Regions from separate parts of the Homo sapiens genome. Here region 1 is linked to region 2. The links are chromatin loops, found by intact Hi-C in ENCODE. Cell type or tissue: natural killer cell. All regions are shown on one strand. Each heading gives the region's core, and the rest is flanking DNA. Links, peaks and the distances in the headings are about the cores only.

Region 1 (12,397 bases), core at 1,789-9,788, 120 kb after region 2:
GACCCTCTGTGACTTTCTCAGGGGCCACGGCAGTGGCTTTAGATAATGATTAGGGTGGCTGTGGGCAGTGCGCTGGGGTAGCAAGAAGGGCAGGGGCCAGGGAGTGCCTTCCAGAGGCTCTGCCCAGAGAATTGGTGAGGGCAGGAGCTGGAGCAGGTGCTGAGGGCGGGCAGTGCCTCATCCCAGATGTGGCCAGTGGATCCTACAAACTGCAAGACAGTGTGGGAAATCCCAAGGCGTCCTCCCTAGGGGGCGGCTCTTGGAGATGAGAGCCTAGGGGCACCGCTTTTTTTTGCTAAACAAATTCTCTGTTATCCAAAGGTTTTGGCCAGTTCTGGGCGGAAACAGTGAACGTACTCAGTCACACAAGGGCTTCTTCACTGGAACAATGAGGCTTTGTGAGGGGCTGCTGGGAGCCGTGTCAGGCCAGCCACATCCCTGGAGCAGAGGGTCATATCAGGCCAGCTGTGACCCTAGAGGAGTAGGCCATATCAGCCAGCCACATCCCTGGAGCCGTGGGCTGTATTGGTCCAGCTGTGACCCTAGAGGTGTGAGCTATATCAGGTCGGCCATGTCCCAGGTGGAGTGGGCCATGTCCCAGGTGGAGTGGGCCATATCAGGCCAGCCCTGTTCCCAATGGAGTGGGCTCTATTAGGGTGTGTTGAGGCGGTGGTGTCCCAGGTGGAGTGGGCTGTATTGGGCTGGCCATGTCCCAGGTGGACTGGGTCATATCAGTCTGGCCCATGTCCCAGGTGGAGTGGACCATATCAGGCCGGCCATGTTCCCAGTACACCTATTAGGGTTTATTGAGGCGGTGGTGTCCCTGGAGCAGTGGGCCGTATTGGGTCAGCCATGTCCCAGGTGGAGTGGGTCATATCAGGCTGGCCACGTCCCAGGTGGAGTGGGTCGTATCGGGCTGGCCATGTCCCAGGTGGAGTGGGTCGTATGGGGCCGGCCAAGTCCCTGGAGGAGTGGGTCATAACAGGCCAGCTGTGACCTCAGAGGAGTGGGCCGTATCGGGCTGGTGGAGACCCTGCTGGAGTGGGCCATATCAGCACGGCCATGTCCTCTCCAAGTCAAGAACCCTGCAAACATGGGCGCATTTCCATTTGGGCCATAAACCTTTATTGGGAAAAGTGAACCTAGAGCTTCTGCTGCTTTGTTTCATGGGTGTGAGCCTGTGGTTCTTACTGATGCTTCTACTGAGAATGGTCCTGGATTTCACCTGGAGAGCGCCCTAAAGCTTGACAGAAAGAACGGATTTAGAGATCAGTATTTTTTCCAGAAAGATGTGCCCAGTAGTATCAGGAGAGAATCTGTGGGCTGATTCTTACAAATCGCCCTCCAGGTTCCCTTTCTGGGGACTGATGCTATTATTAATCAAATTCCATCAACAAAACCAAAGTCCGCGGTGAGTGGTGGGCCCTATGCTGGGAGAGAGACCCGGGGAATGGGGAGGCAAGGAACATGCCTACCCGGAAGAACCCTGCCCTAGAAACTGGAGCGATGCCGAGGGTGGAGGGTGGGAGCCCGGAGGTGTTGTCATCAAGTGCTGTGGGTTGGATGTGTGCTCATTCATGTAATAGCTCTGTGTGCCCTGAAACAAATGCCTTCCGTTCCCCTGGCCTCCATTTCCTCATCAGCACAGTGGGTCTGCCCACACCCACATCCTCACGGCTGTGGCATGCACCCATCCCCAGAGTCTCCTCTTGTCCTGGGAGTGATGGCTGTGGCACTCAGACTCCAGAGCCATGGACCCAGGAGGGAGCTTCCAGCGAGAGCACCAAGCCCAGCAAGTCGGCCTCATGTGGGGACGTGCCTTCCCAGAAACTCCCCATTTGGAGCCTTTCCACCAAGGGCCCCAGGAAAGGACAGCACACACCACCCATCCCATCAGGCCCCAGAGCAGTTCCTCAGCAGCTCCACACCCCAACTCGCAACAGAACAGCAGGGATGGGGGAGCCCTAGGAGCTATTTGCACTGGCTCCTCCCCCATCCCAAATGTCAGCACTACCTGGGGATCAGCCTCCTGTTCTAAGAAACAGAACCAGCTTGAGTACTTCATAGCAAGGAAGGCTATCAGCATGGGAGACGGCACACTGTCACGGCCCTGCCCTGCTGTTCACCATCAGAGGCCTTTCTCCCATAGGCAGGGCCCGCGCCATCTCTCGTAGATTCCGTGGCTGTTGGCTTCCCATGCTGCCTTGTGTTTCTCTGGGGATGATTGGAAGCAAAGTCTCCAACACCTTCTACTGTGCTTCTAACCTTGTGATAGCACCACCCTCCAACTCCCTGCTTTCTTGAGAACGGAAGAGAGAATTCTGTTTTCACACTCCGGGAAATGTTATTTAGAATACATAGTGCTCCAGAAGAACTTAATTAAGATTTGATTGCATTATCAGTTTTTTAAAAAGTCATCACTACCACATTAATAATAATAACATAAAGATTTCCGAGAAAACGTTTAAACCACTTAAGAGAATAGTGTGTAGTTACACACCCTGTATCACCCTTGACATCTACTTTCAAACACATGACATCGCTCATTCTAAGTAAGTTATATCTGTGCTTTTCTGCAGTAATTGGTAATATGAAACACGTCATTAAATTTTAGTTATGAAGTTCCTTGAATGAACTGAAATAGTCTTTAATAATTGTGATGTAGACTTAAATAATTATATGATTTTGATTTTACATTAACTTATCCTGACCCGGCACACAGTTTGCCCATTTCTGCATCTCTAAAGGGCAATTGTATGACCTGTGAACATGTGAAAAGCTTTGTCACTGTCTTGTGAATTTTGTCGTCACCCCATGCATTTTTTGCATGTCCTTTGCTGGCTCTGCTGACAGGTAACGCCTGTACCAGCTCAAACGTCTGACCTCCCTGGTGAAAGCAATGCAGTGACTCCTATTCGGAGCTTGGGCATATTCTGGGCATTCACATCGCCTGCACCTGTGGGCAGGACCAGGTGCCTGAGTTTCTACCCAGCTCCTTCACCCGCCACCTTGGGACCTGGGGAAGCTCTTGAACCTCTCTGTGCCTCAGTTTCGTCATCTGTGAAATGTACCTTTAAATTGCTTCTCTCCTGGAGCTATCATGAGATGTGAATTAATTAATATTTGCAAAGTCCTTCGAGTAGGACCAGATCGAGGTGTTTTCTGCTCTTGTTTCTCTACGCTGTTAGGGTGTTTTTGATTTTTTTCTCCATCCAATGACTGGTAACTGCCAGACCCAGCATCCCCCCACCTCCTTGCCTCCATGCCTACAGTTCAGGTAGAAACCAGCAGGAGCCACTCACCTCCACTTAGAGAAGGACCACAAGGATGGGAACACCAAGATTTATACCCAAAATCTGGCCAGAAGGGCCCATCTTGCTCTGTTGGCTTTTCAGGGCTCATCTCCTCGCTCCTGGCTTGCCTTCACCTGAGTGCCATCTCCCAGGAGGAGCCTCCACCGCTGGGCTTGAGAGTCAGAGACCTCTACCCAGGGCCTCAGGTCCAGCTCTTCCTGCCAGAGGCCCCGCCCCTTTCCTGGGAGATTGGCAGCAGGGGTGTCTCCACTTCAGAGGTCTTCACCTCCCGCCAGATTTCGGCCCAGGGTGAGGTGCCTGGTCCCTTCCCATGTCTGTGCAGCCTCAAGTGTCACCCTGACTTTGGGTTTCTGCAGACTTGTGAAGCCGCCAAATGTGTATTTTTAAATATAGTCAGAAGAGACAGAACTGTGTGGATCACTGTCATGGACATAGGACGCTGGATCTTTCCTGCACTGTGTGGGTGTCAGATGGCTTCACCAGAAACTGCATTTAAACAGAGCCTTTGAGTCCATGTTCACGCTGAGGAATGGAGGCTTTTCCACTTTTAAAAGCAAGCAACGTTTTGTCATTTTGATGATGTTGAGGGATCTTAGTTTTCCCCAGTAACATCTTCATCGTGATCTTCTTAAAGATATTAGTCACCGTGTATTTTTTATAATGACTCTTAAATTTTCCCCTCATGTGACTGCTGATAGATGAAAGGAGGCCAAAACAACTAACTAACTGTTGTCCAGCCAGCACAGTTCGTTCCCATTTGTCAGCAGCTTCTTGGGCCTGAGCACTGAAAACCGTGCACTCCACAGCACTCCTTGTCCAGCATCCTCATGTGTCCCTGGGCACATGGTCCTAGCAGCAAACACTCTCCCCAGCATGTGTTGGGGCCCGGCTGCTGGCCTGGGCTGTGGCACTGCCATGGATTGTCCTGGCTCTTTTAAGGAAGCAAAATCCCAGAGCTCACGTTTGGTGAGAAGTTGGTAACTTCAGCCTTGTTCCGGCATTCTCTAGCCTGCCTGGTAGGGCTTGGTCCCCACAGTTGGGTGTGAATTGGGAGGAGGCTGGGCTGGTCCTAGGGACCGAATTCTGTTGGCCCCTGTATGGATCATGGATCTGGGCAGTCAGTCAAAGGTCCTGGGCTCCCTCTGCACTTGCCTCCATGGTCAGGCTTGAAAAGTGTTCATCTAGCTCTGCCCTCCTCACCTGGGGCCTTCTGAAACCAGTCACTCAAGGTCACGGCTGCCCATGGGAAACATCCATCCATTGCTTAGATGTGCAGATAGGGTGGGTTTTCCTCCATTTTGGGGGGAAGCTGTCCCGCTTGGTGAGGAAGAGCACAGGGCCTGTGGCCAGGCTGGCGCCCACGACACCATATCCTGGGCAGACTAGATGACCTCCCGTTGTGTCCGCAGGTCTGCAAGGTGGGGCGGTGGGCATCCACTTCATGGCTTCATGGTTCTTTCATTAGTCAAGTCCCACAGCTCATCAATAGGCTCATGGCTTTCGCCCTGTGTACTAGTGACCTGAATAAAGTTACAAGTGTTTGTTCTTATCTGTGTGTAGAGTAGGCTCAGGGTACTGTGAAATAGGACAGAGTGTGTTTTCCACCCTCACATTCATCCCTGAGTTTGGGAAGGGGCTCTCTGTTTGCCTCTGACCATTGCTTGCTGTCCCTTGTTCTAATGCAGTTTGCAGAAACTGCTGGAGAGGGGTGGGACCAGGAAGAAATGGGCAGTGCCCACACTTCCTGCTGCTGTATGTAAAGGTGTAATGTAGTACATACTTCAGGAGGTGCAGTGTGGTGAGACTTCCTGCTGCTGTATGTGAAGGTGTGGTACATACGGAGGTGCAGCATGGTGAGACTTCCTGCTGCTGTATGTGAAGGTGTGGTATATACTTCAGGAGGTGCGGTATATACTTCAGGAGGTGCAGCGTAGTGAGACTTCCTGCTGCTGTATGTGAAGGTGTGGTACATACTTCAGGAGGTGCAGCGTGGTGAGACTTCCTGCTGCTGTATGTGAAGGTGTGGTACATACTTCAGGAGGTGCAGTGTGGTGAGACTTCCTGCTGCTGTATGTGAAGGTGTGGTACATACTTCAGGAGGTGCAGCGCGGTGAGACTTCCTGCTGCTGTATGTGAAGGTGTGGTATATACTTGAGGAGGTGCAGCGTGGTGAGACTTCCTGCTGCTGTATCTGTGTTTATGTACCTGTGTGTATATCTGTGTGTGTACCTGTGTGTGTATCTGTGTTTCTATGTATCTGTGTGTGTGTCTGTGTTTCTGTGTGTGGGGTGTGTATCTGTGTTTCTGTATATCTGTGTGCGTTTCTGTGTTTGTGTATCTGTGTTTCTGTGTGTGTGTCTGTTTCTGTGTATCTGTTTCTGTATCTGTGTTTCTGTGTATCTGTGTGTATATCTGTGTATGTACCTGTGTGTGTATCTATGTTTCTGTGTGTGTATCTGTATGTCTGTGTATCTGTGTTTCTGTGTGTGTATCTGTGTGTCTGTGTGTGTACCTGTGTTTCTGTATGTATCTGAGTTGTCTTGTTAACAAAAATACCCATTTTGCGTTTTCTCCTCTACCTTTATTTTTAATTAATATTATATGGTGGCCATTATTCCATTTTTACGTATGAAGCTCAACGCCTTTCTCTCAAGTAGTCTAAGACATAGATATAAGTTGGACTGTTTTCTGGTTACCATTTTGCCAGCAACTTTGAGCACCTTTCCTCACTGTGTTAGTATTTCTGTAGGAAAGGTTCCTGAAAATGGAGCTGCTGGTTCAGAGTATGTATATTCCAAAACATTGAGCAAATGATACCCCCTCCCCAGCAGCCTGAGAGTCCATTTTCCCCACCCCCTCCACGAGCAGGCGGGATGGTGTTGCAGTTCATTCTAGGCAATGTGGCCAGTGGTGAAGATGGCGAGCCTGTTGGTGTTTGAGTGAGCAGTGCCGTCACCGTCAGTCAAGGGCGGGCATGGCTGTGTGCTTGCCCCCTCCCCAGGAGCACGTGAGCAACGTGCTTCAAAGTCGAGGGTGGCTGGTGCCCCGGAGCTGGGCAGCGGGGCTGCCCTGAGCAGGCTCTGTCTTCAGAGCCACCCTGTGCCCAGCATCTGGAGCCACGCAGGGCACGTGAGGCGGTTCCATCAGTGCTGAATGGAGGTTGCTTAGCGGCAGTGCGTTCACCTGTTCTTCTGTGGGGCATCGTCTTTGCTTGTTCCTTTGTAAGTACTGTTTATATGTTGTTTGCAATGCTGTGTTTTCATGTATTACAGAAGTTAGATTCCAGTCTGTCATTTGTCTTTTAGAATTATCTTTTTATTTATTTATTTATTTATTTATTTTGAAACGGAACGTCGCTCTGTCGCCCAAGTGAGACAACCTCCGCCTCCTGGGTTCAGGGGATTCTCCTGCTTCAGCCTCCTGAGTAGCTGGGACTACAGGTGCCACTACCACACCTGGCTAATTTTTGTATTTTTAGTAGAGACGGGTTTCACCATGTTGGCCACGCTGGTCTCAAACTCCTGACTTCAGGTGATCCACCTGCCTCAGCCTCCCAAAGTGCTGGGATTACAGGCATGAGCCTCCATGCCCGGCCAGAATTATCTTTTTATTTTCACCGAAGTAAATAAACGTACATTTACATAGACCCCCATGATGTTCATGATAGGAGAACGGCCGTCCCTGACTGCCTGTCCCGCCTGCGTTATTACAGCGTGTGTCACGTTCACAGCAGAACCAGAGTCCACCTGGACTGCATTCACCTCGTAGAAATTTTTCCGGAAGTTGATCATTTTTTTCATTTGCTTAGTTTCACACCTGCCTGCTATCAATTCAGGCCCACATTTCAGCAGACCTAGGAGACCCTCCTCTGCACAGCAGGCCGCCTGGTGCTTCTGGCCCCACTGCCCGGTGCGTGTGAACGGTCTGCTCTCCCGGCCTGGCCCCCGCCTCCTCTCCCGGGCTCCGTGGCCTCCTTTCTGCGGCCTCGCCATCTTGGTCATGCACGTCTTCCAGTGGCTCTTGGAGAAGTCGTGCATGGAGCATGAGTTTTTGGAGTCCTCATTTGCTGGTAAATCACTTTATTCTGTCGCACTCTTGGATGATCAGTTGGTTGGGACGGGTTTCCTGCAGGGTTTTCAGGTCATCGTCTTGCCCTCGATGTGGCTGTTGCCAAGTACAAAACTGTTCTCAAGGCCGAGCCTTTGTCCCCAGAGCTCTGAAGCAGTTTGGGATCCCGCAGGTGGGGGATTCTTGGCCTCCGTGTCCAGCTCCTCTTCAGCTGGACAAGTAGGCCTGGAATTGCTGCTCATGATTTCTCCACCCTGCTGATTCTCTCTTCTCCTGGCGTTTCCAGTAATTTGTTGTACGACCTTTGCACTCCCATTTTTCATCTTTTTATCCTTTTATTCCCCCTTCTGACAATTCTCAACTTTTTCTCCAGCCCCTTCCTTCTGCACTTTAGTTTTTGTCCTCTTGTCTTTATCCTCTTTAATATTTCCTTTGGTGTCACTTTAGGATTTCAGGGCAGAGCAGCTGGAAGCAGGTGCCTCCTTCTCTCTGCAGTTCTGCCTGCCCGCCCTGTCCCACGGCGATATTGCGTGCATTCTCTGATGCTACATCAATGGGTTCTTTCCTCGCTGGCCGCTGGACATTGCATCAGGCCCACAAAGAAACCGCCCTCCACACTGGTGCCAGGTGCACGCCTGTCCCCTCTGTAAACCCGGCCCCTAAGAGTTAAAGCGTTCCGGCTCTGAGAGCCGCTTCACCTGCAGCTGACTCTCAGGATGTTTAAGTTGGAGGAGCCAGCCTGTGTCTCCATCAGAATTGCTTCTGGCAGAAGGATGAAGGCACCTGCTAGGCATTGGGCACTGCGTTGAATTTTAAGGTTGTGATTGGAATGTTGTATCGCCTTAATTAGTCATTTACTTGATTGGCTTCAGGAGAAACAATCCCACCTGCTCCCTGTTCCCTAAGGAGCAGACACTGCATTTGGAAGTACAGTTGGCATCCTTCCTGCCCTCACCCACGCTTGGTGGGAGCAACTCTTCCATGAGGCCTCCGGCCTGATGCTTTGGTTCTGTCAATGTACCTGCAGCCCTCTTAGGGGTGGGATCCAGTTTCTGCAGTTCCTCCACCTGGCCACATCGTGCCTGGAATGAGTGGAAGGCCCGCGAGGGCGGTGAAGGGGCTGCTGCACTGAGCCAGTACACGTGCAGCCTCGACCCTCACAGTCACCAGGTGCCGGCTTACCTGCATCTTCCACTTTGGCTGCCTTTGGCAGAATTATTGGAGTTACAGGCATTGTGCAAGCTTTAAGACACATGCATTTGAAGGGCTGATATTGTAGGTCCCTATGTCTTAAGTCAATCTATGAGATGCCCGGCCTGGAAGTAATGAGGGAGGGCAGGAAGCAGGAAGGCTGGCCACCCTGAAAGCAGGCAGTGAGCCGGTCCTCGTGGTATGCGGCTCCCCCGGCTGCCTTCTGCCCCCTAGGGCTTCTCTGTTCTCCCCAGGAAGGCCACTTCATGTGCCCCGGGTGGTCTCCAGCATCCCCCTTCTCTCCTGGTCCACGTGCTGCTGCTCAATCCCCTCCCCGAGCCCCGCATCCAAAACCCTGCTTGTCTGATAGGTTCTGCGGGGGAGTCAGAGTGCTGAATAGCCCACGGGGCAGGGACGAGCGGAGGGCCCCAGCCTCATGCCATGCTGTCCCTGGCAGTGCTGGCATGGTGTCCTGGAGCCTCCTGGTCAGCTGCAGCCACCCTGCAGGCAGAGTCGACCAGGGACGTGCAGTCGGCTAGAATCAGGGAGCCCAGGCAGGTGTGCAGGCTGGGAGGCAGGGGGTAAACAGGTGAGGGGACAGAAGAATTCCAGATGGTGAGAAGGCTGCTGTGAGGAAGACAGGGCAGTGGGGCTGTGATGGGGGCAGTGGGGCTGTGGGGGGTCAGGGCAGCCTTGGGAGGGGCGTGGAGCAGAGGCCTGTGGAAGGGGAGAGGAGGGAAGGGGAGGGGAGTGGAGGGAAGGGGTGGGGTGAAGCAGCCACCATGGGACTCTCCTCAAGAGTCTCTTGCACAAAGAGTCTGGAGTGCCCGGCAGGGCTGTGGAGGATCTGCCGCCTGACTGATGACCTGGTGGCAGCGTGATGACCCCCACAGGGCCTGGGGGAGGCGGTGCACTGGGCTGCAGTACCACAGCCAGTCCATGGTAGCCTGGAGTGACCATGTCATGCCCGCCTCCCGATGCCACGTGTCCCACTCTATGTGGCAGGGCAGCCACTGAGGAAGACCTTTCACACAGGGCCAGGGACCCTGTGCTCTTCTGTGGGCACACACAGCCCCTGCCTCTCAGAAGTGGCTCCTGTCCCAGGCCCGGGGAATCCCTGCAGAGCCCATGTGGGTTTCAGTGGAGATCTGGTGGTGAGAGAAGAGGTACTGTTTTCTTGCCTAGTCATCAGTTGGGTTTTTTGGCTTGTTTTTTTTGGTTTTGTTTTGTCTTTTGAATAATGGCAAGAAACCCAGCGTGGAAATAGAAGTGGAGCTTGTGAATCTACGCTTGCCTCGGTCGGTTGTGTTAGGCACAGAAGTGTGCCCTCGTCAGTAGCCCGTGGAGAGGCCGGCTTGTGGCTGAATCCGTCATCTGTCGTCATCCAGGTCCCCCGTGCCACAGCACAGAGGCCTCGCTCCCTGCAGAGGCTTAGAGTCTGGTACCTTCTCACAGCGCCTCTCTGGTTTCTCTGGGAAGGCTGTTTTAGGGAGCTTGCTTCTCCCACATCCTTCCAAGACCTGCAGAAAAACTGTCCCTGACTCGAAGCCTTTTCCAAAGTGGAGAAGGTCCTGGGCTGTCTGCACGTCCCAAAGAGTGAAGTCATGTTGGTCCCCATCGCCCAGCCACATCAGTCCTGCTTCCAGGAGAAACTCCGTCTCATTCCTTGTTGCTCTGGAGGCGGTGCACTGCCTGTTCCAGAAAGATTAAGAACAGCAGGAGTGCTGATTCTTTAAGAAGAGGTAAAATCTCCCTAATGTGCAAATCTCCAAGTGGTAGAATCTTGAAAGTAGCCAAGTAAAACCTCAGAACTCAAAGGCTTGTGTGACACACGTCTCCGTGGCGGTATTCTTGGCTCTGTTCTGGACTCTGAAAGCCGATAACCTCTCCCGGGTGGGTTTGGGGATTTCTTTGACTCCGGTCGCTGCCTTTAGATCCCTAGTGCTTCCCAAGGCGGGCCTCGCGCCGGAGGTTTGGGTTCCAGATGCAGATGAGTTGGGGACCACGGTGGGCTGAAAGGTGTAGATTCGCAAATGGCTCTGTCCACACAGGCAGAGCTGTTCACAGAAACCGACCCACGCCCAGTACCTTCACCCTGTGGTCAGATGAAAGGTGAAGCCGGCGCAGATGTTGGGATGGGCTCTGCTGAGCCTCCCCAGGTCGGGGTGGGGATAGCAGCCTCACGCTCTGGAGGCCTCACTGACTGACACAGCTGGGGCGATGCATGGGCGAGCAAGAAAGTGTGCAACGTGGACACCATCCTCACATCCCTGGGCCCAGCCTCACATCCCTGTCAGTCTTTCTCTGATTTTAGAGCAACACAGCTATGAAGATAGGGGTGTATTATCTAGAAGAGCATTAGTTACGAGACATCGCCATTAAGTGACTTCACACCTCAGCAGCCTCCTGCCACGCCCAGTAAATCAGCTTGTCAGTCCTGTTTCCATCTCCTGGTAAACAGTGGTGGCCTGATTCTGTGAAGACAGTGCCAGCGCTTGCATAATGCTGTGGCCACAGAAATTTATCCAAAGCACCAGATTCGTTTTATTCATTATTTGGGACTGATGAATGGGATTTAGAATCCCCTGCTTCGTGAGCTCCCTGCGCTCTCCCCTGCAGCAACACAGCAGTGTTGAGCAAATATTTACTCACCAGAGTGCGTATTTTTAAAAAACCACCAACAGGATAACCTTGAGCCAGTGGTGTCTGCCTGGCTGTAATGACATCTCCTTTTTGTGCAGCTTCTGAACCGAATCTGAAATTACGGTCCAGGCTAAAGCAGAAAGTGGCCGAAAGACGGAGCAGCCCCCTGTTACGCAGGAAAGACGGGCCAGTGGTCACTGCTCTAAAAAAGCGTCCGTTGGATGTCACAGGTATGTCGGCTGAGCAGGTACACCCGCCCCGCTGCCCTCTCTGCCAGGCCTTCCTGCCATAGGCGATTTCTCTCAGGAGCTTCTGAAAACCCACGTGTCTGCCTCACGCTGTCAACCCCCAGTGTGGTCCTGTTCCCATGGCGCTGGAAGTGCCAGGCCCAGGGGACCAGGTTTGATGACTCCGGCATGTCTAAGCCGGGCCCTGCTCCTGGCATTAGTGACTCAGAGCTGGTTCTAGGTGGGCTGAGGTGCACAAGGGTGCCCCAGCTTGGCACTGCGGGAGATGCAGTCAGGAGCTTGAGTTGAGGCTCCTCTGAAGGTGGGTCTTAACCAGTCCCACCCTAGTAGTGGTGAATCGCATGCTCTGCCCTGTTCCGCTGCCCCTGAGCAGTGTCTGAACCACCGGGGCATTTTAACGTCTTCCCACGCCAGAGCACCCATCAACTGAGCAGGGAGGGAAGCAAGGAGTGAAGTTGCTTCAGCTTGGCCCTAGTGACGTGTCACGGTTGGCCCCATCTAGTGGTGGACACGCAGAAGGACAAGACCGAGCAGACCCCCATCCTGAAGGCTCACCCGCCCCTCTTGAGGGTACATCCCCATCCAGAGGACCACCCATTCCCAACCACCACCAGGGTACACCCCTCACCCCACCACTCCTGAAATCACAGCACCAGGATAAAGGAGCTGCTTGGGCATGGCCTGGATAGAGGGGAGGCAGCGGACATGTTTGCACAACAGAAAGTGTTCAACTTGAAGGCCAAGGCTCATGGTAGGTGGTCTGTGAAAGGCACAGTTCCACTGAGCAGGCTGTTGACCTAGGGAAGCCGGGGAGGGGCTCCTGGTGCCATGCCCCGTGTGTGCGAGCATTGGCATCACACAGGGACTCTGCTTCAGCAGTGAGGTGAGAGCCAGACCTACCCGCTAAATACAGGGCCCTGCCTGTTTCTCGTG
Region 2 (12,397 bases), core at 2,221-10,220:
AATTTCTCTCTGAATGAGCTGGGAGGGTGTAACCTTCCACAATTGTGAGCCCAGGTTTATGTTTGCAACAAATAATAAACAGCAAAACAGAACAGAGTGATACCCCCGTCCAAATCTAGCACCTTCACTGGCTATCTTTCATTTTTTATTACGGAAAATTTCAAACATTTACGAAAGTGAAAAGACAATAAGGAGCGGACTAGGCTGCTGTCCCCATCTTCAGCGATGGCTGAGCAGGGCCAGGCCTGCCTCACTGTATTGTTCCAAAGCAGTTCTACCGTCATGCAGGTGTCTTCCGAACATGCGACCCTAATACCATTGTCACAGCTTTAACACATCAACACGTGAATCCATCAAATAATCAGTCATTTAAAATCCCCATTGTCTCAAAAAGTTTTCAGTCTCTTTTCTTTTTGTATGTGGCTGTTGTTCAAATAAGTGTTAAGTAAGGTTCGTGGGTTCTAATGGGCCACTGTCACTTGTGATGGACACAGCCGTTTCCTCCCTCTTGCTCTCCAGTCTATTTGTTGGGGAGCTTGGCTTGTCCTGTTGTGTGGCCACGGCAGAGCTCTCACTGCCTGTGTCCATGTGGCGTGTTGAGCAAGTTCCTCCTCCCTCTCTTTCTGGTGACCTGGCGGTTGCAGCTGGAGCCTGCGCCGGACCGGGGCTAGTTGGCAAGACTGTGGCATGGGGGCGTGGGCGTTCTGCTGGGTGATGAGCGGGTCCTGAAGGTGGCTGTCTAGCTTCATTCCTTCCTTCCTGGGGGCTGCAGAGTGATAATCCAAGACACTCACTCCTGAATCAGGTAAAAGACTTCTGCAGAGAGGAAGTGCCCTCATCAGCTCTTCGGCTCACACAGGAAAGGCTTTCTTTATTTACCATCTTTCAGAGGAATGAGCTCGTTGCTTTACATCATCTGAAGGTCACTGGTGAGTTTTGTCGTTTGTTTTTGTGTGTAATTGTGAGCTTGTGGGTTTAAGTGTGCTCCATGCCTTTTAGGCCTTTGCTGCTGTTACTCTCATTGATGTTCACCTTGTCCTCCTTGATCCACGAGGCCCTGTGGAGTTGGCCCTTGAGTCTTTTGGACATAACCCTTGCAGTCTTTGATTGCTTCCTTGCTCTGCTGTGACAAGACACCTTGTCACCTTGTATAATTCCTGTCCCCGGAATTTATCTGATAATCCCTCATCTCAGTATCCTTAATCACATGTGTAAAGTCCGTTTGAGCATCTAAGGTGGTGTATTTCTAGGTTCCGGGAATGAGGATGTAGACCCTGTGTGGGGTATCATTTATCCTTCCTGTGCTCAGCCCTCAGACCTGCAGGTCTGGTCTCTGACTCTGCCGCTCATCGTGGGCAACTCTCTGGCCAGGTCGCTAGGGAGGGAAGAAGCCGTTGCAGGAATATAGGGACAGCTTGGGACGAGAGGGCCAGGGTAGATGCCTGTCTAAGGGTCTAGGGAGGTACAGAGGTGAGCCCCTCTGCTGCTCTTGTCCCCTACAGTTGCCTGCCCTGCTCTGCCAGAGTCAGAGGGCATCGCCTGGGGCACCCACAGCAGCAGCGCAGGGGTGCATTGGGGGTGAGTGCAGATGGTTGGCTGCGAGAGGTTCCGATGCTGGGTTTGACAGTCAGGGTGGTCTTGTATCTTTTTGATCCTGGCCATCCTTGTGGATAGAAAGTGACATCTTATTGTGATTTTGATTTACATTTTCCTGAGGTTAACAACTAGTGATGACAGTCATCTTTTCACATGCTCATGGGCCATTGTGCATCTTTGGAGAAATGTCTGTTTAAATCCTTTGCTCATTTTAAAATTAGATTATTTGCCTTTTTATTGTTTGAGTTGTCTGGCCCTTTATATTCTAGATACAGCTCCTTGATCAGATATATGGTTTGCAAATATTCTTTTCCATTCTGTAGGTTGCCTTTCTGGATGGTGTCTTTTGAAGCTCAGAAGATTTTTATTTTGCTGGTATCCTGTTTGGCTATTTTTTTCTTTTGCTGCCTGTGTTTTGGTGTCCTATCAGAGACATTTATTGAACTCGGATTGGATTGGAACGATGATGTGGGCCCCCTCTTGGGGCTCCTGGCTTTTGGCTTCTGTTGAATGTAAATGCTAAAAGGCTTCTCTGGGCTGTTAGGAGAGAGGCAGATTTTATTGCCCAGCCAGCTTCTGCAGTGTCTAATGGCTAGATTCGCTTTTCCCACAGTTGTTTTTAATTGAATGTCCGTGGGAAAGTGGCCAAGTAAATGGAAGGTTTCACAGAGAGAGCTGGGTTTCTTTGTTGATTTTTTTTGAAACTGTGCTTTTTTGTCATTACTGTGCAGAGTTTGTTGGAATCTGGCGCCAGGTTGTGATGTCTGCTGAGACTTGTATTGGTCTTGTTGAGTATGGCAGCATTGTAGTGGCTTTTCCCCCACTCGAAACACAAGTTCCAGGAAATTTCGAAGCTCTGTGTAACTTCCAGGTGGACATCTTCCCTGTTGAGAGGTTAATTATGGGACGTGGAGCCATCAGGGACTCTGAATGTGGGACACACATCCTGAGGAGAGAGGCCACGTCTTGGAAGGATGAAGGGCAACCTGTCTTCGGGGTCCAGAACTGGACTCTCACTCAGCAGCTGTGCCGGCCTCAGCCACCCAGGCTTTGTGTCTGTAACATGGGGATGACGACAGTGTCTACCCGATAATCCGGAGATCCACATCGGGGGATGGAGAGCTCTAGGGAGGATGCCGGCAGAATCGGCTCTCATAGTCCTAAACACAATCACCAAGATGAACTGTTGCTTTCATGTGAATTGAGTATTCCTCATTATTCCAAACACAACAGCACTGAAAACTTAGAATGTGTAAACAAAAAACACACTAAGCCGACCGAGCACAGTGGCTCACACCTGTAATCCCAACACTTTGGGAGACCAAGGTGAATGGATTGCTTGAGCTCAGAAGTTCAAGACCAGTCTGGGCAACATGGCAAAACCCCTTCTCAAACCCCTACTCTACTAAAAGTATAAAAATTAGCCAGGCATGGTGGCATGCACCTATGATTCCAGCTACTCAGGAGTGTGAGATGGGAGGATCACCTGAGCCCAGGAAGTCGAGGCTGCAGTGAGCCGTGATCACACCACTGCATTCCAGCCTGGGCAACCGGAGCAAGACCCTGTCTCAAAAAACACCAAAAAACATACTAAGCCCCAACCTTTTTACTGGTTTTAAATTCTGAATCTTGCATTTCCTTCAGCTCCAAATTAATGAGAAAAGTGAAGGTTGTGTGTCTATCAGATAAACCCGGTCCTTTGAGTTGTAAGTATTTTCAGAGATTTGTAACTAATTAGGATATATTTAATATTAATGCACATATTTGCCATGTTTCTGAATGAGGAACGGACACTGTATTTTCCTTGCCAAAAGCTAGCCTACCAGTGTATAATTTACTCTGTATCTGGGGTTTTTTGGAGGTCTGTGCATATTTTGGTTTGAACTAAGAGCCACTTAAGTCTGCACGTGCTGCTCACAGTAACGCTCACATCTGTCGTATCCGTCAACAGGTCGTCTTACTCCTTTCCATTAAGTAGATGGTTTAATGATTTCAGAAATGTCAGATAGTTCCCTGTTAGTGCATGTAAGAAATTATACAAATGCTGAATGCAAGTAGCACATCTTTGTTTGGAACAAGGGAGTGGTCCAGTTCCGAGGAGACTTGAAAGCATTATAATATTCCTGATTAGGTTATAAATGTCTAGGTTTTTTAGCCCCCGGACTATTTCAGCTTATTCTGGATTCTCATTTTTAAAGGCCTCTTTTTCTCTATCGCCTCATTCTATCTCATTTTAAAGTCTTCCTTTTCTCTATCGCCTGCTTCACTGTGTCTCACCATGAAATTTCCTGTTTTTCTGCATGTTGCCAGCTCTGCTCTTTCTCCTTTCCAGTTGAATACATCGGGGGGCAGCTAATGAGCATCCCATTGAGGCCACAGCGAGTTCTTTCGGCTTGCTCAGAATTTCCCTCTCCAAGGTGTCACCAACGGCGCTTTTCTGTTTCCGTCATCCATTCATTTTTACACATACGGATGTGGACAGGCCACAGGGTCCACACAGCTGCTCCAGTGCAGCCCGAGACAGAGCTGATGGGGCAGCCTCCAGGACTCTGGGTCCTTACCTGCTGCCGTGGGAGTCATCAGGCTCCTGAAAGGCTGGTGACATCCTGAGCTCATCCAGAGAGTAGGCTCTGGGACCTCAAGGGCCACCTGCGTGCAGTTGACTCTCTCTCAGAGTTGCCTGTTGTGTTTTGTGTAAGGACATCATTTTGGGGGGCGGGGAGATAAGTCAGGTCCACTCGCTGCTCTTGTCTATGAAGCCCTGACACATGATAATGTGCAATTAACAAAGTGCTGGGATGAGATCCGAGCCAGCCTTGGGTCGTAAGAACCAAACCCATCATTGCTGGCCTTGTAATTATACTGTTGTGTGTGGACAGTTTGTACTTTTTCCCTTTTCGAGCAACTTGGAAGATTTGCTGTGTCTTTAAGTTGAAATGACTTGAGTCATCTTCCCTTAGAAACCTTCTGTGTAGAAACTCAGCCTCTGAACACACGGTGACCCGGCAGTCCCGGCCACGAGGTGACCAGTACTTGATATTTGTCTTTTTAGGAAAGCGCACGGGCTCGCAGTGGCCAGCCCACTGGGGCATGAATAAGGACCCTCCTCCTCCAGGAGGCCAGCAGGGCCTCATGCTTCTCATTCAGTGGGGAAAACTGGGGTTCTGAAGAATGGAGCTTGCAGAGAATTCCTGCAGACTGGAATGGAGTTTGGCACTCAGCTAAAAGGTGTTGAGGTGACACCTGCAGGAGTTACCTGGCCAGTGCCAGGAAGTCAGACCCCACCCTTCCTTGGGCACACAGACAATGTACAATATTTGCTAGGTGCATGCATGCATGCACGTGTATGTAGATGTGTGAATGTATGTGGGTGTGTGAATGTGTGTGGGTGTGTGAATGTGTGTGGGTGTGTGAATGTGTGTGGGTGTGTGAATGTGTGGGTGTGTGAATGTGTGTAGATGTGTGAATGTATGTGGGTGTGTGAATGTGTGTGGGTGTGTGAATGTGTGTGGGTGTGTGAATGTGGGTGTGTGAATTGTGTAGATGTATGAATGTATGTAGATAATGAATGTATGTACGTCTGAATGATGGGGGTGCTTGGATGGCTTCCATCTGCTGGTAAATTAGGTCTTAGTGTGCACAGTAAGAGGGTCTTCTAATTGAACGTTTCCAATGGTAGCTCCTAGAATCAAGCCGCTGGAAGCTCAGCTATGGAAGTGATGGGTCCTTGAGATTTCTTGCCAGTGCGATTAGTCTTTCTTTAAAAGCCAGCTCAATTCCATTCTTCTATGTCGCCATTTCTTTGTTTCTTTCCATTTTGTGGGGGTAGGGAGCCTGGCACCATCCACCTGGTGCCCTAAGGTCCCCTGGTAGGCTTCTGCACAAAAGCTTGCCTGTCTGACCCTGTTCTTGGTTGACAACTGATGAAAAGGCTAAGAGAAGTTCAGTTCTCACACCTGGATCTCTGCGGTTTCCTGGGGAGTCCTGTTCCCTTTTCTCTGTCCAGCCCTCCTGAGGGGCTGTGTCCCTGACAGGAAATGGGTGGTCACCTGGGATTACCCTGTCTTCCTTGGCCTGCAGGCCATCTAGTCACAGGGCAGGTTCTTCTGTCCCTCCAGGTGGTCATGAGCACCAAACCGATTGTACTGTGGAAATGCTTGGTAAAAGCCAGCAGGGAAGAAGTATGTTGATTCCTTTTTGTGGTAAGTTAGAACTCAGAGAGAAATTTGTTTACTTTCATGATGAATATCTTTATCCTTGACATGTGGCTTATTTACTCAGCGTCTTTTCAAAATCACACTTTATCCTGAGAAAAATCTAGACCCAAGTCTAATCTCTGATCTCTTGGGTCACTCTTCACAGTGTGGAATGGGCCCTGCTCCTTCCAGGACAGGCCTGCCTAGGGCTGTCAGTGGGGCCTGGCCCGCCAGGGCCACCGTCCTGGCCACCAGCCCGAGTCTGGGAGTGGCCAGCGCTGTTGGCATTCCCAGTTTGCTGAGGACCAAGTTCACTTCCTCCAGCACCCATTCCAACTTCCTAAGGAGAAAGCTCAGCAGCGAGAATGGGATGAATTGAGCAAATAAAAAAAATTACAACCAAGTGAATTTAAACCCCTCTCAAAACATTTTCTGATTATTCTGGTAACTCTTTGACCTAATTTGGACAACAGTTAGAGAAATTCAGATTTATGCCTGGAATTCAAGTATAGCCTGTAGCTTGGTGTGTGTGTTTTAAGTGCTTGATATTTGTCTTTTTAGGAAAGTGCACTCATTCTTAGACGAGACGGTATTTGAAAGACTGTTTGGAATGTGCAGAATTACCATGTAAGAACTCAGAAGCTGGGAACAATGGCAAGCGGCTGGCTTTGGGTGGAAACTAACCAGCTGGCTGGAGCAGTCTCTGTCCTTGACGGAGGGAGAAGCCTGCGAGGGGATGCAGAGGACCTGCCCCAGGGCAGAGCTCTTCGTGAGGGGCCTCGTCCCTGTGATTTGAGTCCCCATTGCCGTGTAGAAGGGCGCAGGGCCCCTGGCACAGGCCTCTTCTGTGGAGCCCTCCAGGTCTGCCTTGGCTCAGGGCTCCGCCTCCTGGTGAGGAAGTGTCACGGAGCTGTGGTTTAACGTTTCCGGTTTGTGGCTAGTTTCTTGTGTGTACAACTCTCTATAGCTGTGCCAAGCCCTTCCGGGAACAGTTGTAGATTTTTGCTGCCTTCAGCACGTCCTCAAGGGTTTGGGGAGTCCTTGCTGTCCACCGTTGTATCTGGGGACCCTGGGCAACTGCTGAGTGGTGCCATGGGCCCTGGTGCTCCGCTGGGAACTGTTGGCCACTGGTGCTCTTCAGACTCCATCGGCTTCCTCGGGAGGGTCTGTATCAGAGGCCGTCTGTCTGGTGTGATATGGACGGGTGTGGTATGCGTGTCCATGGTCACGGATTAGTGTTTACGAAGTGTAATTATAGGTGCAGTGGATGGGAACTTTCTGTGGGCCGGGCACTGCCCTAGATCCTGGACGGTGGTAGGTCCCACCATCTCCCAGGTCATAGATGGCAACATCAGAGGTCAAGTAATGTGTCCAGTGCCACAGGAGTGCTAGGTGGTCAAGCGGCACCCCCCATGCAGTGTACAGCTGCCGCGGAGACCATGTGGGCACTTACTCTCCCTCTGCACAGCTGTGAGCACCAGCTGTGCACAGCCACTGTGCCCAGGATGCCCAGGGTGGTGTCCTGAGAGATTACCAGTAGCCCTGCCTTGTCCCCTGTGGCTTAGGGGACCTCCAGTGGTTAGGGCTGGGGGAGACGAAACTAATGACCTGGTGTCCCCTGGGGAAGGCCACAGCACCTGGGTGTGGGGTGGAGCAGGAGTCCCAGGAGCTATAGAGGCCAAGCGGGTGCCTTGTAGACACCGTCAGTGCTGGCTAAGTGAAGGAAGAGCCTCTTCCACTTTACAAGCTCACAGTCCCCTTTGGGCTACCTGGAAATGGTGACATTGGGAGGGTCCCAAGAGGCAGATGTAGAATGTGGAGACAGAGGGAGAGAGGGTGGGATGTGAGCTGTGAGCTGCAGCGCTTGCCTTTGGGTGTGTGGAAGCCATGATGATTTCTTGGCCAGTGGCTTATAATTTCCCAGAGGGAGCAAAGGTGTGTGTCATGAAATCGTGGACTCTTGCCTCGGGACAGCTGGTATGTAATTGTTAGCCTCATTTGTCCTCAGCAGCCCCGGAGGCACCTCTGGAATAGGTGGGGGTAGCATGGCCAGCACAGGGCCAGGCCCCCCTGGGCAGGTGGGCTGTGAATCTGTGCTGCAGGCAGGATGGCTGTGCGGAGGTCATGGAGGGCTGGGCAGGCCAAGCCAGTGGCTTGCAGTGCAGGGCATTGAGGACAGTCAGAATCTCAGTGTGGGCTCCTGGGACCAGGGTCCCGGCCTATGGAGAATCAGGGGCACGTTTCCCACCTAGCGGCTCTGCTACAGGAAGTAGGCCTGCCTGGAGTGTGGGCTCCCTGCCTCGGGCACTGTGCTGGGATGCCGGCGAGGGGCTATGGCAGTGTGGTGGGCTCCGGCTGGCCTGGCCCCTTGGCCTTATGGTTCACCTCTGGTCTCAGCAGCCTTCACTGGCTGGCAGCCCCTCTGGATGCCACAGCAGCCTCTGCGCAGGCTTAGGGGCTCTGTGTCCCCCTCCCTGTCCTTAGAGGGGGAGCTGGGCAAGGCAGGCCACGCTCCTGCCATACGGTTGGTGTATGAGGATGGACAGGCAGCTCGCTTTGGCCTCACCTCATCCCACCAGGCCCAGGAGGTCAGTACTCCAGCCTGATCGGGGCACTGCCCACTCAGCACCAGCCAGCCCATGGCATGGTTCCCGCATTCCCATTCACCCCCAGGACCTAGCAGAATGCTTGAGCTCATGCATAACCTTAAAATGGTGTTTGGAAGTTCCAAGAAGCCTGGTGTCTCTGACACTGTTGTTTGGGATCCTGCAGAGCTGGCTGACCTTGAGCCTGCACCCAGCCTGGTGGCTGTGTCTTTGTGGGGTGCCTGTGTTGGTGCCGGCGCTGTGGCCTGGTGAGCATTGGCATCACCTCGTGTTCCTGCTCTGTCCTTTGTGCCTCAAGGCTCTGCGGAGCAGGAGAGTCAGGGGCAAAGGGAGGGCCTGGGTTCCCGCCCCACCGCACCTCCCCCCAGGAGGGCTCTTCACCTGTCCCACATGCAGTGCCCAGAAAGCACAGAGGGGTGGTGCTGGGAGGCCACTAACAGTGGGGTTTTTCTTTGATTTTGGAAGTGCTGTTTCTGAGTGGGAGGCCTTGGCTTCTCTGGAGGAGTGATTTATTTTGAAACCACACCCATTGCTGGGCTAAGATTGACTTCCTGATACGAAAGTCTGTGGCGGTGTTTGCTGAGAAGTCACACGTTTGAAGGGGAGGGTTTTATGACTTCATCTGTGATGCCTCTGGAGTACTGTCAGAGGCTGTGATTTTTCCTGAGTGTGCTGGACCCATCCTGGGGTTGGCACACATGTGGGAGCCCTGCTTGTCACTTGGGGGTTAAGGGTGACCTGGAGCAGCAAGTCCTCCCCTGGGGCGGGTTCACAGTGGTTCAAGGGAGGTGGGAGAGCCCCAGGGCTGGCCCCTGGCTCTTTGGCCCCCATCCCCCACTCTCCAGCCCCTGTCAGGCTCTGCACCCCTGTCCACTTCAGCCCGCATTGGGCCTGCCCTGCTCTGCAGGGGGAGGGGCAGGAGAGTCCATCTTCAGGGTTCTCTGAAGCTGGACAGTTCTGAGAGGCAGCTTCCAGCTCATGGAAAAAAGAAAGCCCATTGCCACACCTCCAGCAGCATATGGGGGCCTTCAGGTCCCCGGAACACCGAGTAGGAAGGAAGGGGCAGGACCCTCCGACGGGGCAGCAGTGGGCCAGGTGTCCCCCCTGCACAGTGTTTACACCCTGGGACCTGCCGCAAGGCATGGCTTTCAGAAGAGCCTCCCCCCAAGAAATGCTGCAGACAGGACGGGGCTTCTAGAGACCTTGGCTTCTACCCAGGAAGGCTGATCTATTCTTCGACTGTTGCATCAGCTTCCTCAACCTCTGCAGGTTCAGGCTGCGAGCCCTAGGGAGCATCACTCAAAGCACCCTGTTGGCCACTTAGGATCAGGAGGGCCTCGGCTCACCCAAGCCATCTCCCTCTGGTCGCATGTGGTTGGCTGTCCTGTCAGAGCCGTGGGCAGCCACACTTCTTTTTCCAAGATAAACCGCTGCATCTGCCCAGCGACCTTCATGTGTAGTCTTACATTAGCACATTCTTAACAGACATTTAGAAACCAACCAAACAAAATCCAGTTTCCTGCCCCCACGGTCTTTCGCTCTTTTGCCACACTCACAAATGTGAGCTGCATTTGGAAATGCCTGTGCTTCCATTTGCAAACCGAAGCTGAATGGAACCTGGCAGGCGCATCTGCTCCTCCGCAGTGGAGGCTGGGGCGGCCCGAGCAGAAAGAGGTGAAGCCTGTGCCTGCTGGGAGTCCCCGAGCGGCAGGAACTCCGGTGTCTGGGATGGCCTTTGGGGTGTGACCTTAGGCTGAGGCCAGAGCCCGTCTCCCCACGAGCTCCCCGCCTGGCCTGGGAAAGTCAGCCCCCTCCTTTCCAGGGCTGTGTCTTCCCCCTTTTGTTTTCAGTCATTGAGCCCCCGCTCGAGGATGGCCCCCACCCCAAAGGTCCTGTGTGCCCTGAGTAAGCCACTGGCTCTCAGAGGTGCCCACGTACCCTTCCTTTCAGACTGAGGGGAGCAGTGGCCAGACAGGGCTCTGCCTTCACGGAGCTTCCCCTCTGCAGAGAAGGGGCAGAGTGGCGTCACTGGGCAGCCAGCTTAGATCGAGCAGCAGGAGGCGAGGCTCAGCCGAGTCGGACAGCTGGGGCCAGGCAGGCGGCTTGCTCTGCATGCCCAGGACAGCAGCACTGGGCTCTGTCCCCCCGTCGGTGCCCCCGTGTCTCTCAGGAACCCCTTCAGATGTGGTTAACACCTCCAACTTGGAGGCCTTTCCTGACTGTCCTGACCCTGTTTATTCTTCTCTCCCGTGTCCTTCTAGAACATACTCTCAGGCAAGGCATGAAGATGCTGCTGTGTGTAGAGCCTCACTTCCCTGCCCTTGCCCCTGTCCTTGACAGCAGCTCCGTGCGGGCCTAGCAATACCCGTTGGGCATCAGTGCCAAGAGCTGCCCTGCCTGGGGGTTCCTGGTGGTGTAGACGTGGACGCCTCCACACCTGTGCAGTGAGGCCCATGGGGCAGCTCCGAGGGGGAAGCTGTTCACCTGCTGCCTGTTGTGAAGAGAAGGGGTGATCTCCAGGCAGGGGACTGGGCGGGCTTCGGGGCGGCTGATGTGCAAGGGGCTGGGATGGGCGGGGGTCCTCAGGGTGGGCTTCGAGACAGCTGATGTGTAGGGGGCTGGGCTGGGCGGGGGTCCTCAGGGCGGGCTTCGGGATGGCTGATGTGCAGTTGCACAGTGGCCCCGTGCCCTTGGAGCCATTCTGACCTCTGGGGCAGAGGCTAGGGCACCGACACAGCAGACATGAAGGAGGGTAGTGTTTTTCATATTTTCTAGCAGTAATTGCAGTGGTGTGTATGTGCCTGTGTCACCGCCGCAGCAGGTTCTGGGATCTTCTCTTGGTCCCGAGTGTTTGGGGCAGTGTCCACATCCTTCATTCTCTCGTGTCTTCATCGGCATAATGGGCCCTTCCTGGGGCTTGGCTTCCCGGGGGCTTCACGCGTAGATCTTTCGTGAAGCACAGAAGCTTCCAGGCTGTCTCAGTGGTGCCGTGACCTTCCAGTGAGGGATCCACTCCTTAGAGCCTCACGCTCTCCTGCTCACCAGGGCACCAGCTTTTCCAAGAGCTGCTGGGTGGATCCCAGAACAGTCCCTCCGTGTCCTTAGTGCCTGAGCACAGGCCTCCTCGTCTGTGTTCTTGGGCTGCGAGCGTGGCCCACAGAATGCCCTGTGCCCGTTGCGCCTTCAGCCGTGTGCACCCTTGGGGGTGTCCCGCTTGTGGTGCCTGCCCACCCCTGCACTAGCCCAGGTCTCGTTGGTCCCACACTCTTGCCCAGAAAATGGAGCCAGGCTGAGGATGGGGACATTTGGCCAAGAGTGTCAGAGCCAGGCTCTGGCCCCCTCAGAGTAGAGATCAGTCTTGCCTGCTAATGGCATTACCTCATCTCGGACCTGGGCAAACAAGGCAAGGGTGATTTGAGAAGATCCTCGTCTGTTTCTAATTAAATTTCTATCTCTGCTTTCACAAAAGCTTCTCTTTTATCTCTTCCTCCTAATTATTTTTAAAATCTCAAGGAAAATACATCCCTTCCACTTACGATTCCGCAGAGAACCAAATTGCTACTCTGTTTCTAAAGTGTGTTATTGTGGTCTCTGATACTAAGCCAAGGTTTCTGTAATCCCACTAAAATTTTATCTCACATCACAGAAATTTAGGATTCCCCCAAGGAGACACCACAGGAGGAAATACTAGCTTATAAAAAGCCACGTGGATACCTTGTCGTGGGTCTCAGTGGACCGTGGCTCCTTCTTGGGCCTTGGGGTGAGCGTGGCCCGGCGTCACTGCAGGCGGCGCTGGCGTGGTTGGGAGGGTCCCTCAGGGCTTTCCCTTGGAGCGACAAGGGGGCAGATGCCACCCTGCTGGATTCCCACCTAGGGCCTCTGTGTCTGGGGCCTTCAGGGAAGAGGCCAACCTGTAGGGGCCGGGGGCTCACGAAGGCAGTGCTTTCATGGCGCCAGGCAACCCGAGGACCCTCCGACATAGGCTTTTCGAGACTCTCA

What was found. Peaks named below come from ENCODE experiments on the same cell type or tissue, not always from the same donor. Only the 100,000 strongest peaks of a DNase experiment are listed, where the experiment ranks them.
Region 1: it touches region 2 in a loop (2.1-fold over the local background); 10 of 110 quality-filtered maps call a loop at or near these places.

The regions. Positions count from the first base shown.
Region 1 is chr2:239,143,632-239,156,028 of GRCh38, reverse strand. HDAC4 (histone deacetylase 4) reads left to right here. Exons shown (of 27, transcript NM_001378414.1): 8 at 11,315-11,446. Among named protein-coding and RNA genes, the nearest start is that of HDAC4-AS2, 44 kb to the left of the region's middle. In natural killer cell, for the core only: no CTCF peak of the experiment used is centred there; a DNase peak (open chromatin) is centred at 5,318; H3K27ac peaks cover 1,638 bases.
Region 2 is chr2:239,261,900-239,274,296 of GRCh38, reverse strand. All of the region lies in intron 2 of HDAC4 (histone deacetylase 4), which reads left to right. Among named protein-coding and RNA genes, the nearest start is that of MIR4269, 37 kb to the left of the region's middle. RefSeq lists enhancers at 477-1,254, 7,004-7,053, 8,997-9,096, 9,527-10,194, 11,745-12,244. In natural killer cell, for the core only: a CTCF peak has its summit at 6,663; DNase peaks (open chromatin) are centred at 6,706, 7,376, 8,946 and 9,606; H3K4me3 peaks cover 1,746 bases; H3K27ac peaks cover 3,806 bases.